Regions from separate parts of the Homo sapiens genome. Here region 1 is linked to region 2. A link is an interaction called in ENCODE POLR2A ChIA-PET data of the cell type or tissue named here. Cell type or tissue: OCI-LY7. All regions are shown on one strand. Links, peaks and the distances in the headings refer to the core of each region. The heading gives the core; the rest is flanking DNA.

Evidence for each region. ChIA-PET counts read pairs that join two places held together with the same protein. Peaks named below come from ENCODE experiments on the same cell type or tissue, not always from the same donor. Only the 100,000 strongest peaks of a DNase experiment are listed, where the experiment ranks them.
Region 1: POLR2A ChIA-PET joins it to region 2 with 11 read pairs; 5 of 35 experiments call an interaction of 5 or more read pairs at or near these places.

The regions. Positions count from the first base shown.
Region 1 is chr5:124,981,941-124,990,283 of GRCh38, reverse strand. It overlaps LOC105379158 (a long non-coding RNA gene), which reads left to right. Exons shown (of 7, transcript XR_001742529.2): 5 at 748-936; 6 at 1,281-1,509; 7 at 2,627-2,714. Among named protein-coding and RNA genes, the nearest start is that of ZNF608, 240 kb to the right of the region's middle. In OCI-LY7, for the core only: no CTCF peak of the experiment used is centred there; a DNase peak (open chromatin) is centred at 6,303; H3K27ac peaks cover 1,178 bases.
Region 2 is chr5:124,918,015-124,926,357 of GRCh38, reverse strand. No RefSeq gene overlaps it. Among named protein-coding and RNA genes, the nearest start is that of ZNF608, 180 kb to the right of the region's middle. RefSeq lists enhancers at 3,068-3,177, 4,853-4,942. In OCI-LY7, for the core only: CTCF peaks have their summits at 4,648 and 4,850; DNase peaks (open chromatin) are centred at 3,077, 4,877 and 5,947; H3K4me3 peaks cover 3,062 bases; H3K27ac peaks cover 4,830 bases.

The DNA of each region.
Region 1 (8,343 bases), core at 86-8,085, 64 kb before region 2:
GAAATGGAGGATTGGGTCTTAGATATCTCTGCATCCCTTATGGAAACTAGCTAAATGTTAATACTGTAAGTGTTCAAGAAATAATGGTTAAATGGATCATCCATAAATGGGAATATATTTTTTCAGCTTGCTTTAGTTAGAAATGGCATTAAAACAGTACATATGTGTAAATATAAGATATACAGTTAAAATTTTTGAATATGCTAGTGATTAAACAATGATGTAACACAGAAATCATTAGCTACCTGTTTTACAAATTCACAGTCCCGTGCCCCCACCATCTATTACTTTATTAAGAGATAAATAAATCCATGGGCCAACTGCACTTTTTAAAATGGCTTTGACTTTGTTGTATCTCTGAAATACAATTTAGAAGCAAATTTGTAACACTGTAGACAACATCTGGGGGGAAAAAGACTTTATCATATGTCTGATCATTTAAAATCCAAACATCAGCATAAGGAATCTGTTAATGAGATGTCAAAGCCTGTATATCTGCTTATGGGTGTCTCACGTTTGCCAAAATAAAACAAAATCTAATAATAGAAAAACTTTATGTAATGCATTACTGTTTATAAAGCATTTCCCTAAGTTTCTCAAACTAAGGTACTTGTTCTTCATAGCAGAAATCAAAACATAAACATGGTTAAGTGTCAAGTTGTGTGAAATATTTTTATATGAAAACAAATGGATCTTTGATGGATAAAAAAGGCAAAATATGTATTCTCCTTTTTTTGGCTCCTGTAGATTCATTTTTAATATACAAAAGAGAAGACCTCAATGAAATTGTTCTCTAATATGTTCTTTGGGTTTCTCCCAATCCCTCGCCTATCACGAAAGATCATGGTGAAAACATCTGAGAAAAACTACTATATATTATCCCCTTTTGTCTTCTGGAGAGCTCTATGATGTAATTGTGTTCATGCCAATTTACAGGTAAGTAAAGAAGCACTGAGAAGTTAACTTCCATCATTGTGGAGAGAAAAAGTTTTAAAGAACATTCTTATTTCCGGGAAGAATCTCCTTTTACCCCCTGCAAACTCAACTATTTATAACACATTATCAATATCCTATGTGAGATTTAAGAGTGTTCTGGAAAAAATGTATGTGAACAAGGATTGCTGTATATCAAGTGTATAAAATAGGGATAGAATTATATTCATTCTCAACCTACTTTCTCTTAACCAACTTTCCTATTAATCAATGTTCTTTCTTCTCCCTATAAAACGTTACATATTTGCTTTCTGTAAAGTATAATGAAAATCCATGGTGGTTTTCAGAGTGATCCCTGGGCCAGCAGCATCAGCATCATCTGAAAACTTGTGAGAAATGCAAATTCTCAGGCCCCACTCCAGATCTATTGAACCTAAAACTCTGGGGATGAAGCTAAGAAATCCAGATGCCAACATTTGAGAATCACTTATCTGGAAAGATTCTACTTGCACATTGTCTATACACTCTCACCTCACTTGAAAGAAACAAAAACTGCAAACTATAGACCATTAATTTGTAAGTATGTGCAAGAAAAACTATGCTGTATTTCTCAATAGGTTGAATAGCCCTTATCCCTTCATAAAAAGATTGATGGATGGATGTGTAATGTATATATATATCATTTTTCACGTTTTCCTACCTTGGCAATATTTTTGACTAACTGACCACTGCCAGGGCTCTCCCTAGATAAAAGTAGACAATAGAGAGGCGATAGATGGTAGGTAGATCAATAGGCAGGTAGGTAGATAGATAGATTGATAGAACTGTGTGTGTGTGTGTGTGTGTGTGTGTGTGTGTGTGAAGTAAGGGTATGAGCACACCTCTGAAAAATCCCTTAAGATGCACAGAGAGGGCATTCACTTTTTAAAATGTCTATATTTGAGGTATATCTTGGGAAATGAAATAAAGAAATGTGATGTTGAGAACTAAGAAAAAACAACCTGCCAATTTGGGGGCCTCAGGGTACAGAGGAGCTGGGAGAGCTGCCCCATGAGGTACTAGAAAGAGGCAGAACTCCCACCTGCCCGAAGAGATAGCCCCTATGCCTTGCCCCTTAGGCCACCTCCTGGCTATTTCTACTTGGAATCAGGACTATACCTAGTTGACTGAAGACAAGCTTTGAGCAGACTAGTCTAGATGACAACTTGTATTAGTCCATTCTCATGCTGCTATAAAGAGCAGCCTGAGACTGGGTAATTTATAAGGGAAAGAGGTTTAATTGACTCACAGTTTCACATAGCTGGAGAGGCCTCAGGAAACTGACAATCATAGTGCAAGGGAAAGTAGGCACATCCTTCTTCACATAGCGGCAGGTGAGACAGAAGTTCCGAGCAAAGGGGGAAAGCCCCTCATAAGACCATCAGATCTCGTGAGAATTCACTCAGTATCATAAGAACAGCATGGGGGTAACCACCCCCATGATCCAATCACCTCCCACCAGGTCCCTCCCATGACACATAGGGATTATGGGAACTACAATTCAAGATGAGATTTGGGTAGGGACACAACCAAACCATATCACAACTGCTCCATGGACACTTCCATCTGAGGGTACTTTAGAGACTGTCCTTGCTGGCTTCGCCCAGGCGTGCCAAGCATGTGGGTGGGATTTTTTTCCCTTGTCAATGCCTAGTGAGATGCCACCACAACTCGTGTGAATCCCCTGGAGACCCTCCATCACCATCACCATCCCTTCTCTATGTCTGCAAGAAAAACAAAAGGAGATGTGAGTAGTAGTGCCCCTCAAGGAATCACAAGCCTCTCTGTGTGTGTCTCTTCTCTCCCTCTCATCTCATCTTTACCTGTCTTAGGGATCAAGAACCCCTGCTATAGAGACAAGCTAAAATCTTTTACTGTTGGACTGAAATCCTCTTCTACAACAAATGGATATGCAACTTAGTAATTCAGAATTCAGTATGTTCTCCACAACACACTTATATTTTAAAATATAGTGAAGTCAACAGAACAAATGAAAAACAAGAGTTTTCTTCAAGTGAATGTAGACTCACTCTCTCCAAAACTAAATCTGAAGCTTTGTGTTAAGCGTTATGGGGGAGGGAGTAGGGCAGGTTGGAGAGGGGAAGTAATGGTATTTATTACCAAATGGGTACTATTTAAAGCTCTCTGCCTTTGGGCTTTTTTTTTTTTTTTTAATCTTAAATACATTCCCTTCAAAAGAACTGTAAGTGATTACACATTATTGCTTCAAAGATACCCTAATATTATTTAGTAGTTGGTTTTAGAAAAAAGCAAAAGGAAACTGTTTCTGCTAGTACTGAGTGATAGTTCAACACTATTTAACTGGGGTTTAGGGAACAAAGCCTTCTAATTACCCAGGTGTCAATCTAGTCCTCTCACATCTGGCTTCCTGTGTTACTTTCCCTCCCTTCCCTAGCAATGTAAGAAGCAGAAAAATACTTTGAGTATGAGTCTGAGGTATGAAATTTATGCCCCGCAGGATACAGTTTGGTTTAAATTGCGTAATTGATCACAGATCTAGAATTTGGCAATGTTCCTCTTTGCAGACTAGTTGCACAGGTACACAGTGGTGGGAAGGGAACAATAATTATCACCTTGCTGGTTTTGACTTACCTTTGCCCGCAAATGGATATAAAGCTGCATTTCTTGGCAGAAAATAGCCACACAGAGGAAATGAACTACAAGGGTTATGACTGGAAAGAAGACACGAAAGGGTCGAAAAAGGAAAATGTAAGTTTTATTGGAAAAATCATATGCTGCACTTCTTATCAAATCTTGAGATTCAATATCCAAAAGAACTGAAAGCAAGAACCCAAACTGATACTTGTACACCCATGTTCATAGCAGCACTATTATAATAGCCAAATGATAGGAGCAAACCAAATGTCCACCAACAGATGAATGGATAAACAAAATGCAGTATATACATGTAATGGAATATTATTCAGCCTTAAAAAAGGAAGGAAATTCTGATACATGCTGCAAACGGGATGAAGCCTGAAAACATTATTGTTACGCTAAGTAAATAAGCCAGCCACAACAGAATCAACATTGTATGATTCCACTTATATATCTAGAATAGTCAAGTTCACAGAGACAAGAAGTGGAATCGTGATTACCAGAGGCTGGGAGGAAAGAATGGGGAGGTATTGTTTAATGGGTAGTGTTATGATTTGAGATTTTAAAAAAGCTCTGGAAATAACAGTGATACTTGCACATGTAGGAGAGAAAAAAAATATCCTTTGTCTCTATCCTTTTAGGTTATCTGACTGGGACCCTGTAAATTAGACTAACGAAAGACAGATTAACAAGAAAAAATATGTAAAAATTTATTTAATGTAAGTTTTATGTGGCCAAGGAAACTTTATAAGGAAATGAAGACAAAGCAACAGTTAAGCCTGTGCATTTTTCTACTAGATTTGAGGAAGAGTAAAAAGTCATGGAAAAATGTAATAGGACAAAGGCTATGAGCTAAGGGTAGTAATCTGGGGAAAACAACAAGCCCTGTTCATTCAGATTCCTCTCGGCATCCCTCCCTCTTCAGAGGTAGGGATGCTCTTTTCCTCTGAGTATAGCAAGGGCACCTCTTACATGAGGGTCTTGGGATCTGCTTCAAGGGAAAAACAGGAGGTCAGAGAGTCCTTCTAGCACCTATTTCTCAAATTCCTTCAGTTTAAAATACTCAATATGCCAAAGTGCCATATTTTGGGGCAGTGTGTTCTGAACCACATCATACAACATTGTGAATGTTCTTAATGCCACTGAATTGTATACTTAAAAATGGTTACAATGGTAAAGTTTACGTCGTATGTGTTTTATCATGATTTTTTAAAATGAAAAAAAATTATTGAGATTTATGAAGGCCCATTGAATGGGCATCCAGTGAATGTCAAAAGTCTATGACATTACTGTTCCTAAATGGAATAAAAAACCAAAATGAACAACCAAAGAGGTATACACAAGTTTATTTAAGAAATTAGATTGAATCTCATTTTTTAAAAGTAATCTCACAATACAGAATGTTAACTAAAAGTCTGAAACCTGAAAAAGCATTAATCAAATATTGTTGGGGAGGAGAAAAACATCTTTATCTTTTACTCATTTTAGGTTCATTGGCTGGGGCCCCTGGAACAAAAGACAGAAAGAAAGAATCATAGAAATGTGTATGTTTTGCGTGACACTGGAGCCTTCAATAGGAAATGAAGACCCAAAGAAGTGCTTAAAACTGGGTTGCTTTATGCTAGGTTTGATGAAGAGTAGACGGTCATGGGGAAATATGATAGCATAAAATGGGCATGTGCTAATTATAATAAACTAGGAGAAACGACAAGGCTTGTCCATTCAGATTCCTCTCAGCATCCCTGTGTCTTTGGAGATATGGATGCTCCTTTCCTCCAGGTATAAGGAGGGCACCTCTCACATGACCTGCTTTAGGGAAAGTCAGAAAGTCCTTCCAGCATAGGGAATTTCTCAGATTCTTTCAGCTTAAAATATTCAATATGCCAAGGTGCCATATTTTGGGTTAGTGTGCCCTGAACCTAATCAATATTATAGAACAAAGTTATTCTAAACTCACAATAAGTGGAAGGATTGTCACTATCAAATTATATATGAGTACTGGGATGGATATCAAAGTTTAATAAACTAATTTTGTTGATGAATTTTAAAGGAAATGACAAGAAAGCAAGCAAAAATGTAACAAAAAAAGAGTGACAAAAAAAAAAAGAGTATGGCCAGCTCTGCAGAGGAAGGAGAAGAGAGAAGTGAGAGCAGCAGTTGAGTGGTCTGAGATGACAACTGTTGGAAAAGCTAAAAAGAGAGACTTTAATCTGGGATGAAAGTAACTGTGTGCAAAACTTGATGGCAATTCATGAAGTCTCATTCTATGGTGTTCTTTGCTCTCATTATCAGTGAGGAATATTGAGACGGGAGAGTTCCCTTGACCCCCTCATGGGACTTGCAACAGGGGTGTCTCCTTTGCTCGGCCACCGCACTCAAACTCCTTACAGGAGGGGAAGCTTGCAGGTTGGCAGGTGCAGGAGCAAGGAACGAACCTGGTACTGGCCCATGGCAGTGTCTAGGGGTTGCTAGTGACCTCTAGAGCCCCAGAGGGCATGTCTTACAATGATCTTTTAGCATTTGCCATCCACAGATGGCTAAGTGTTAAACCAGGTCAGTGGAGGATCAGGGTGACAGGCTTTTACACCCTGCCCTCTTGGTACCTGGGTTCTTGTCCAGCATCCAGGAAGAATCAGTTCACACAGACTTGAAGGATAATCAATGTGGAGATTTTATTGAGCAGTGGAAGTGGCTCTCAGTAGGATGGGGAGCTGGAAAGGGGATGGAGTAGGAAGATAATCTTCCCCTGGAGTTCAGCTGGAGACAGCCAAACTCCTCTCTGACTGTAGTCTCCAATGTCCAGCTGCCTCTTCTCTTCTCTCCTTTTCTGCCACACCACTGGGCTCCTCTGCCAGTGGAGCTTGGAGTTTTTATGGACACAGGATGTGAGGGTGGCAGCACATAAGGTAATATTTGCGCAGAAAAACAGGGATGTGAAGTTCTCATTTAGGGACGTGGGTCCAGGCTTGGGGGTAGAACACTTGCCAGAAGCCCCACCCTTTTCTACCTAGTATTTCTCTGCCTCCTGTCCATATCAACACCAATTATAATGGGAAAGAACAGTTGAGACAGAGTGTCAGGGAAAATTGGTTTTGGCCAAGAATCTTTGATATGTTCAGTAGAGGATGTGGGACAGAAAGGTATGATCCCTTTCCTCATCCATCATAAGGGTCATGGCCAACACTCCTATAACAAAAGACAGTACATATATACCATGGAATACTACACAGCCATAAGAAAGAAAAAAATCATGTCGTTTGCAACATGGATACAGCTGAAGGCCATTATCCTATGTGAATTAATGAATTAACACAGGAACAGAAAAACAAATACTGTGTGTTCTCACAAGTAGGAGCTAAACATTGAGTACACATGGACACAAAGAAGGGAACAATAGACACTGAGGACTACTAGAAGGAGAAGGGAAGGGGGCGTGGGCTGAAAAACCACCTATTGGGTACTATGCTCACTGCCTGGGTGACAAGACCATCTGTACCCTAAATCTCAGCATCACACAATATACCCATGTAATACATCTGCACATATACCCTCTGAAACAAAAAAAAAGGTGGGGAGTGGGGGAAGCTTAACCAGAAAAAGGCGTAACAGGCTGGGCACAGTGGCTCACACCTGTAATCCCAGCACTTTGGGTGGCCAAGGCGGGCGGATCATGAGGTCAGGAGATCGAGACCACACTGGCTAACACAGTGAAACCCCGTCTCTACTAAAAATACAAAAAAATTAGCCAGGTGTGGTGGCGGGTGCCTGTAGTCCCAGCTACTCGGGAGGTGAGGCAGGAGAATGGCGTGAACCTGGGAGGCGAGGCTTGCAGTGAGCCGAGATCGCGCCACAGCACTCCAGCCTGGGCGACACAGCGAGACTCCAACTCAAAAAAAAAAGGCATAACAAAGTTACTTGATATAATCAAGTTTTACATGACAAAGATTGAGTCTTCATATCTCAAACTTTGAGATATGAGGAGTCAAAGACTGAGGGAAAATTGTCTGTTTTTATGCTTAGATTCAATGAAGAATAGACAGCCACGTAGAAATGTGACTGGACAAAGGGAATGATCTAGTGGTAATAGACTGTAGGGGTGAAAACCCAGCAATCCCTGTCTGTTCCAATTCACCTTGGCCTCTCTGTGTGGCATTCCTTCCTCCTGGCTACAGGGAAGGACTCCTTTGGAATGAGGGTCTTCTTTATGGCTTGCTTTTTGGGGAGAGGAGATCTAGTTTCTATAACCTGCCTTGGGGAAGAGAAATTCTAGACTCTATAACTTGTTTTGGAGGAGAAGGAGAGGGAGAGGACGAGAGAACAGGAGAAGGTCAGAGATTTTGCTTCTGAAGCAGCTTCTAAGGCCTTCTGATCTCCAGTTCAAAGTGCTCAGCAGTGCCAAAGCACCATGTTTTGGGGTGTTGCTTTCTGAGCCCCAACAAGGAGATATGAGAACAGGTACTGGCAAGAGCTGCGGCAGGAAGCTGCCCACACAGGGGCAAAGGTTTGGACAAGTTTTGAAGGGGAGAAATAGACAATTTCTGGCACCTATGCAGAGCAAAACGCAGCAGGATTTGGCAAGAAGAGCCAGGTAGGAAATGTAGAAGGAAAGATAATTGAAAGACAACAGTGAGTCAATGAGTCTTTAATCTGATAGCCAGAAGGAAAAGGTGACGAAAATAGAACATAGTTACAACCAAAGCAAAAGTATTAAGTTACTAGTTAATTATTAATTTAGCAGGATGTTAAATGTAA
Region 2 (8,343 bases), core at 25-8,024:
AAGTATATACTCTTTAGTGTCTGCCTTCTTTGTTCATTATTATGTTTGCGAGATTCACCTATGTTGATGCTGTAGTTGTAGTTCAATCATCCTCTTGCTGTATATTATTTCATTGAATGAATATACAGTTTATTTACTCATTTATGGACATTTGATTGTTTCTAGTTGTTGGCTATTAAAAATAGTGCTGCTATGATCATTACTGTACCAAAAATTTGCCCATCAGAACTCTGTTTTGAACTACGATAAACTCATATATTCAAGAAAAAAATTAACACTTTTGCAATACTCAGTCCACCTGTACATCAACAATTATGTATCTGCATGAAATCTTTTACATTTTTACACCTCTCAGAATATACTGTAAGTATTCATACATGTCTATCACGTTTTTTGTTAAAGCTATTCATTGGTATATAAAGTTTCTGTTGACACCAAGTTTCATACTACTAAAAAAGTGATTATTACTAGTATATAGCACTGCTATTTAATACATATTTTCCTTTATTCTAGACACTTCTAAATTACTCTAAATTCTAAAGGAAATGCTTCTAATGTTTCATCATTCTATAATTTAAGTGCTCTCTTCTACTTTGCTGCAGGATCACCATTGTCTTCATAACTCTTTCTCTAACCTGAGAATATCACTGTGGGTCATGTAAACTTGACATGCATTTGTTAGCCTACTTTTGTAACTCTCTTTCTTCCAGTAGCTTCTGACCTCACTTCTTTTCAGTTCCTTTTGCAAGTTTCTTATCCAATCTTTTAATGTGAGAATGTCCCAAGGATAAGTCCTTGGACTTCTTTTAGCTTCATTCCCTAGTGGGCTTACCTAGGCATGTGACCTTAAATACCATGTATATGCTAACGACCAAAAATGTAAATACGAGGTCTGTACCTCTCCCCAGAACTCCAGCCTCTCATATCCACTTATCTATCTGTTATCACCACTTTGATGTCTAAAGGCATCTCAAACTCAACATATCCATAACTAAATCTTCCTTCCAAATCCCATTCAACCAGCAGTCTATCTTATCTCCATTAAGGGCCACTCCATTCTTACAGTAGCTGAAGCCAAATCTTCTTTCTCTCATATTCTATAAATGCAATCTATCAGAAAAGCAAGTAAGCCTCACTGTATACCCAGAATCTGACTACTTCTTAACTCCTCTGAGGCATCAACCTGTTGGGAGTTTCCTTGTCTCACTTGGATCACCGCAGAGACTCCAAAATAACTTCCTTCTTCCATTCACACATCCTTTCCTCAAGAAAGTAAAAACTTAAACAGGACTGAATTAATTCTCTGTTCAAATCCTTCCTACACTCCCATGGACCTCCTCCTCCCATCATTTCACAAGCCCCATCTCCTACTGCACTTTCCTTTGCTCATTCCACATCAGCCAAGTTGACCTCCTCACTGTTCCTTAAGCCAACCAGCCATGCTCCTGCCTCAGGGCCTTTGCACTGGCTGTTCCTTCCACTCTGGCCTCTCTCCTTTGAGATGTTTTCATGGGTTACTCTATTACTTCTTTCATGTCTTTGCTGAAATATCACACTCTTAGTTAGGCCATCCCTAACCTCTGTGTTTCGAACTTCACACCACCTTCCACCTTCAGTACCCCTCTTGCCCACCTTTCTCATTTCTTTTATTCTATACCCCTTTTCACTTTTTGATATGTGATATAAATTATTCATTGATATTTATTATCTGCCTCTCCTCATTTCCACTCCAGTGGAATGTTCAGCTTCAAGGGGGCAGGGACTTTTGTCTGTTTCGTTCACTGTTGTATCTCAGTTTTAGAACAGTATGTGGCAAACAGTAGTCACTCAGTGAATATCTGCTGAATCAATGAATGAATCAATCAATAAATACTATTATAAGGCCAGGTGCAGTGGCTCACACCTGTAATATCAGCACTTCGCGAGGTCAAGGTGAGAGTATTGTTTGAAGCTAGGGGTTTAAGGCCAGCCTAGGCAACAATGCAAGATCCTGACTCTACAAAAGTAAAAATAAAAATTAGCTGGGCACAGTGGCACATGCCTATAGTCATAGCTACTCAGGAGGCTGAGGGGCTGAGACAGGAGAATCACTTGAGCCCTGGAGTTCGAGGCTGCAGTGAGCAAGACCCCAACTCTAAAAAAAATAATAATAATTTAAAAAAATTCTTTAGAAATACTATTATAAGCCTTTTATTTAGGGTTAGGAAGTAATCTCCAGAAGAAGAACTAAAAAATAAAAAGGTCTTTGCTGCTAGTAATAGGCCTGAGTGTGGAGGAGGGTACTTTTCTTTATAAAGTACTTTCTTATACTACTTGATGGTTTTTATCATGTGCATGTATTACTGTGATAAAATTTCAAAAAACTTTTGAATATGCCCCTGTGCCTGGAAAAATCATAGGATAACAATGCAGGAAGCCTAGCCAACAACAATTTGCTTTATAGTAAATTGCTCTAAATCTGTTTTGAGAGCAAACTATTGAATCTGCTAATGGTACATACAGATGGTGCAAAACAATAAACTTCTTTTGGGTGTTGGGTGTAATTTTAAAGAGTATCTTTTATCATGCTTTAAAGCAACTTCAATCTATTTATATGATCAAGCTTCATATTATTATGTTAAGTTCCAAATATTTCACAATGGGTATAAAATGCACAGGGATGTCATTATTCAAGACTTTATATAAAACATGATTTATTGATTCTCTAAATGTGGGTGGAGAAATAATGGAAATAATTTTTCATATGCTGATAACTGACATATGTGAATGCTTGCTAATTTGAGGGAGGTAGGAAGGAAAGGATGGAAGTAACAAAAATAATTTTGTCTAAGGTTGCAAGTGACATAAATTCAAACAATTGCTTTTTCAGTCTTCTGGCTTGCTCTATTCAATGTTTGCTGAGCTTTAGAGAAGGCTGAATCCCACCATGGCAAACTGCCATCTTTGTCAGAAGCAAAGAGCTGTTTACATTCAAGGCACATAATAAGTGCAATGTGAAGTGAAAAACAGTGTGAGTTCTATTATGGCTGATTAGCCCATTGTACACTGTTACAACTAACATCTTCCTTGTGCTAAAAATAGTGTGAAGTCACGGGACCTCAAGCAGCATGATCCATCAGTACTGTACTCTTTCACAAGATTGCCAACAAAAGCTGCCTCTAACTCCCCAGAAAACTAAAAGGGCCACTTATTCACTTCAGTTGTCCTCCAAAATATGTAGTTTATCTGAGCTGTTAGGAAACCTGTCAGAAAATGAGGTGCAGGGAATTGACAGTGTCCAAAAAATAGATTTGTCTTCTCTGCTGTTTCCTTTTGAAAACTAGATCCTTAATACAAGCATCATAAAAGTCAGCTGGTTGCTGTTAAACTTGCATTGTTAGCTGCTTCTTAATCACAGTAGTGGTGGAATTAGTGCATATTTTGATGCATTGGCTACCAGTAGCCCAAACAAATAAATAAATCTCCCTGAAGTGACAGAAACAGGAGGCAGTGGTTTGAATAAACTCTGAGTCCTAGGTCATTTCATCACCAAGTCAATAGCCCTTCTCGTTGAAGGGGGGAAAACAAACTGCTTTCTATTCTATTGAAAGCCTGGAAGAATTTGCACCACAGTAATCCTAAATCCAGAGGCAATCTATTAAGAACTCAGCATTACCAATCCTGAGACTCAACTGATAAGCACATTCTTTTCCCCCCTTCCACATTAATCCTCTTAAAGACTGTGCTAAGTAATGAAAAGGTGCGATGAAAGAGGCCCCCCTTTTTTATTACAACCATATAAACTGCTTGTGTAAATGTTTCATTAACAAACTGCTGGACTCATATTTAATTTCCTTGGCCTTCCTCCCCGTTCCTCCCGGTACGGTGCTCCTGGGTATGGCATGACTAAATGTGTGATTTACACGTTTCAGAGAAACATTCCCACACTTGAATGCTGTAGCATGACAAAGGAAAGGGAGGGGCTGAGAGAGAGGTGTTGAACCTATTGTAGACATTTTAATTTACAATTCTCTTTTTATGGGCTTTAAAAAGATGAATGACTTGCACTCACTTATCAGTTTATGTTTCATTTCTCAGTTCTTTCTAATAAGTACTGGTCTGCATGTAAGTGCCTTTGGCTCACTCATTTGAGGCTGACCCTTTTGAAGACATAGATATTCTAACATACTAAGAAGAAAAGGAAGATGAATTCCAATGTATATCCAGTGTGCAAAGAACTCTTCTGTGAACAACATAAAGGCCAAAATACATGGCTTACCTTTACTTTGAATATGTCAAATGATGCGGGATGTTTTGTGGAAATATACATCCTGTGTTTTTCCCCGAGGTCATCTAGTTACAATCTGATGTTTTGTTGCTTTAGCTAATCTGGTAAATCCTAACAATGCTTTCATTATCTATTTTAATGGTGGCATCTTAGTATAAAATTAACTTTCCTTTCAGACAAGCAAGATATGCCTGTGGCACCTACTGAATTCGTCAATATCCAGTCACAGGATGTATGAATGTAACTTGAAGATACAGAATCAGTCACTTACAAGAGTAGTTTAAGTTAAATCATGATACAGGAAAAACAGGTTATCACATCCAGACGAGTGCCACTGGGCCAAATTCTTAGAAAATGCATTTACCTTGTATTTGAAGAGATTCCAAACTTTGAAAAATTAATACATCAGTAAACCAAATAGAAATGTAGCCTCTTTATAATACAAGCGTCTTTCCCTGGGTGTCATTCATGTAATTTCAGTTTACTGTGAGCACTCCGGCTGCAGCTGGGGTCACTTGGTCTGGGGAAGAACCGTATCTGGGTCAGTGTATGTAGTTTTGTCTCTAGCGGCGACTATGGTCTCGTTTCAAAGTGAATACATTCATCTGGATCAACAATGCCCTGGGGAATAAACGCTTAAATGTATTCAACCTTAGGAAGAGCTGAAAACATCAATACCTTCATAAAGCCACTTTGATTTGTATTGACTATGGTTGTGCTGCTAATTCATATACATCATTGTTTACTTCACAGAGCTTTTAACATGACTTTTGATTTATAGAAAAAAGTGATTCAATTTCTACCAAGAAGTGGTGAGCTCAGACCTCCCCCAGATTCTTACTTTCTCTCTGATGTGACAAAATTGAAAGAGGAACTATCTTGTCACAGCATAAATAAATTGCTGTCAAACAGCTTATGTGCACTTTTCTTTTAACTTTCATGGTCACAGGTAATAGCAAAGTAGAACGTCCAGATTAAGGGGAATCAATTATCTAAGCATGTTATTAATGTGTTCACAGCAAAAACCATTGATTAACACTGGAGCAAAGACTGTGAGCTAGATGCACTTTCTACTTAGAAGATCTGTGTTAGGCAAAGAAGAAAATTCAACGTACACAGCCATATTCTGCCATTTGTTTAGTGACAAGCCCTAAAAGGTTTTGTTTACAGAAACCACTTGGGCAGACTGCAAAGCTCCACAAATAATGGAACCTGCCTTTAGTAAGAGTTTTAGTTTTGTTTATTTGTTTGATGCTATGTCAAATGGAGAGGAAAAATTCTTTTCTAGCAGCTTATTTATTTCTAAGCCATGAAAATAAATGGCTTTAAAACAAGCTAAATGGACTGAAGTGACTAGAACTGGATTTTGTGGTTTATTGATTAGTTCCCAAACTTATATGAGAATTGAAATATCTTGGATTTTCATGTGTTGAAGTCTTATCCAGAAGTGCAGTAGAGCAAAGATGTTCATTTTGTCAAGAAAAATGTTCGTTGCTCAAGAAGTTGCAGGAAAATAATATTTAAGCAGACACAGAATTGAGAATATAAGAAGACAAAATGAGAATATGATAGCTGGTGTCACTTCTTGGCTATGCATAGACCTGAAAGCACAACATATCTATGGCCCAAGAAAAATTCACAGTTCTGATGCAGACAAACTTAGAAAGCCTCGAGACAGCCCAGACTCGTCAGCATCTCACAGTTAATTAAAGAAGTGAGTGAAGGCATCAAGGCTTGCTCCCTTCTGCCTGAATAATTCACTGCCTGTATCCATTATTAAAACCCGTTACTTCACCACAATGATTCCCAGCTCGAGATGGATTGGTCTCAAAACCGGGAGATAAATTGTAACAAGGCCTACAGCTATATTAATAAATTGAAATGAACATTTATTTGCTCATCTAATTAGAACTGTAGTTTTTCCAAATAGTGTAGTAATGCATTACCTTGACAGGCAGCACTACCTACCTTGTGTGAGATAAAATGAACAGGAGGGCTTTGCCCCAGATTTGGGGTTTCTCTGCATAAAAAGTTCTTTGGTCGCTGCTGTTCCTTTTAAACCATTCATTCTGCCACTATGCTCTGCTGATTCTATCTCTCCAGGATTGATGGGAGCTTAGCTTTTGAGGTACTTCATCAGAGGGCTGCAAAGAAATGTGCATATAGAACATGCATTCTTCTTTTGTCCTGTCTCTTTTTAAAGTGTTGCAGAGGAAAAAAAAAAAAAAAGAATTTAAAGATTTTCTTCACCCCCTCCCCATCTCCATTTCCCTTCATCAGGATTACAAAGCCTTATAGCTCAGAGGTTCAAAGGACTTGTGCTTGGGGTCTGGGAGACATAGGTCTGATTCCTGACTCAGTCACTAACTTTATACAGCCTCAGTTGCTCCCTCTGCAAAATGAAAATAATAATTCCGTTTGTGCAGGGTCCATAGGAAGTTTAGAAAAGATATCTGTAAAGTAAGAAACTCAGAGTGGGTTTTTCATCAATGATAAGTGTCATTATTATTCAGCAATTCTTGCTCTTCTGTTTGCAAATTAGATCTTTAAAATCATTTTACCACATTAGCATGGAGGGTCTTTATAATAACACAACCAGCTCTCAATTTCTTAAGGACTCAAATGAATAATGTATTCTATGGACATAAAACTTTTTGATTATGAATTATTTCCACAGCAAAAGTGCTGTCTTCCCCACTGCTAGATTATAAAATCTCAGACAGTAGGTTTTCTGTCTTTTCCCTTCCTCCAGTAGACCTACAACATAGTAGATGCCAGTAACTGTTTTTCTACCAGAATGAGAAGTGTGGCTATTATGTAACCTCTCGTGAAATAAACACTTCTCTGTTGTGCCCTATGAGGCTCTAAAGCATACAGAGGCTAGGTAAGTTGGGCCTTCTTGATTTTATACAGCAGATTCAAATTCATGCTTCTTCAGATTCCAGCCACATGCTCTCATAAGAGGAATATACTTCCTTTCATAAAATTAGCAGAAATGGTATTTACCACTCACTCATTTCAAATTTGAACTCTGGTTTTTGGGTACTTCTCCTTTGATAAAATAAGAATTTTTTGAAAAAAAGTTTCTGGGTTGTCAAAATGAATATCAGGTCCCTTATATGCTCTTTACTTTACAGATAAAGGAATTACTGATGTTTTCTTCCTTGGCAGGTTCCGGCCAAGGCTGCACCATTATAAGGAATAGTATTAGATTTGGCTTAAGAGAAAAAGCACTTCTTGTTTTTCTCCATGTGTTCCAAAACTGATGAGTAGGACGCATTTCACTAAGCCCAAATTCTTTCTGCAAGTAAAATTTAGAAGAAAGGAAAATAATTTGTGAGATATTAAATGCATTACTAAGAGATAGCATGGTGCCCTTTTGCAATGGCTGTGCTTCCAGGACAACAGTATCAATTGAACAAATCAGTCTCAAGTCATAATGTTATCTAAGCACATATGCAAATACAGTGTTTTGTCCTACAGCAGACTCTTAGTCAATAACAAGCAAAAAGAAGCAGGATTCAAAGTAGTCCCTACTTCAGTAATTCCTTACGCTATTTACTCCCTGCACAATAACAGTATTTAAAGACAATATACATTGCAGCACAGTTGTTTTTATAGATTTTCATTAATTTTTTTCTATTGAAAACTAGAGCAAATCTAAGATTAAAAGTCTAGGCCAGGCACAGTGGTTCACGCCTGTAATCCCACCACTTCGGGAGTGGGAGGCAGGTGAATCACTTGACGTCAGGGGTCTGAGACCAGCCTGGCCAACATGGTGAAACCCCATCTCTACTAAAAATACAAAAATTAGCCGAGCATGGTGGCGGGCACCTGTAGTCCCAGCTATTCAGGAGGCTGAGGCGCGAGAATTGCTTGAACCTGGGAGGAGGAGGTTGCAGTGAGCCAAGATCACGCCACTGCACTCCAGCCTGAGGGACAGGGTGAGACTCCGTCTCAAAAAAAAAAAAAAAAAAAAGATTAAAAGTCTAAAGAGTACATAAGGTCATACAGTAAAAGGTAAGAAAAGTCCTTCATTTTTCATAACAGTACAACCAATCCCACTATCTGGTTGT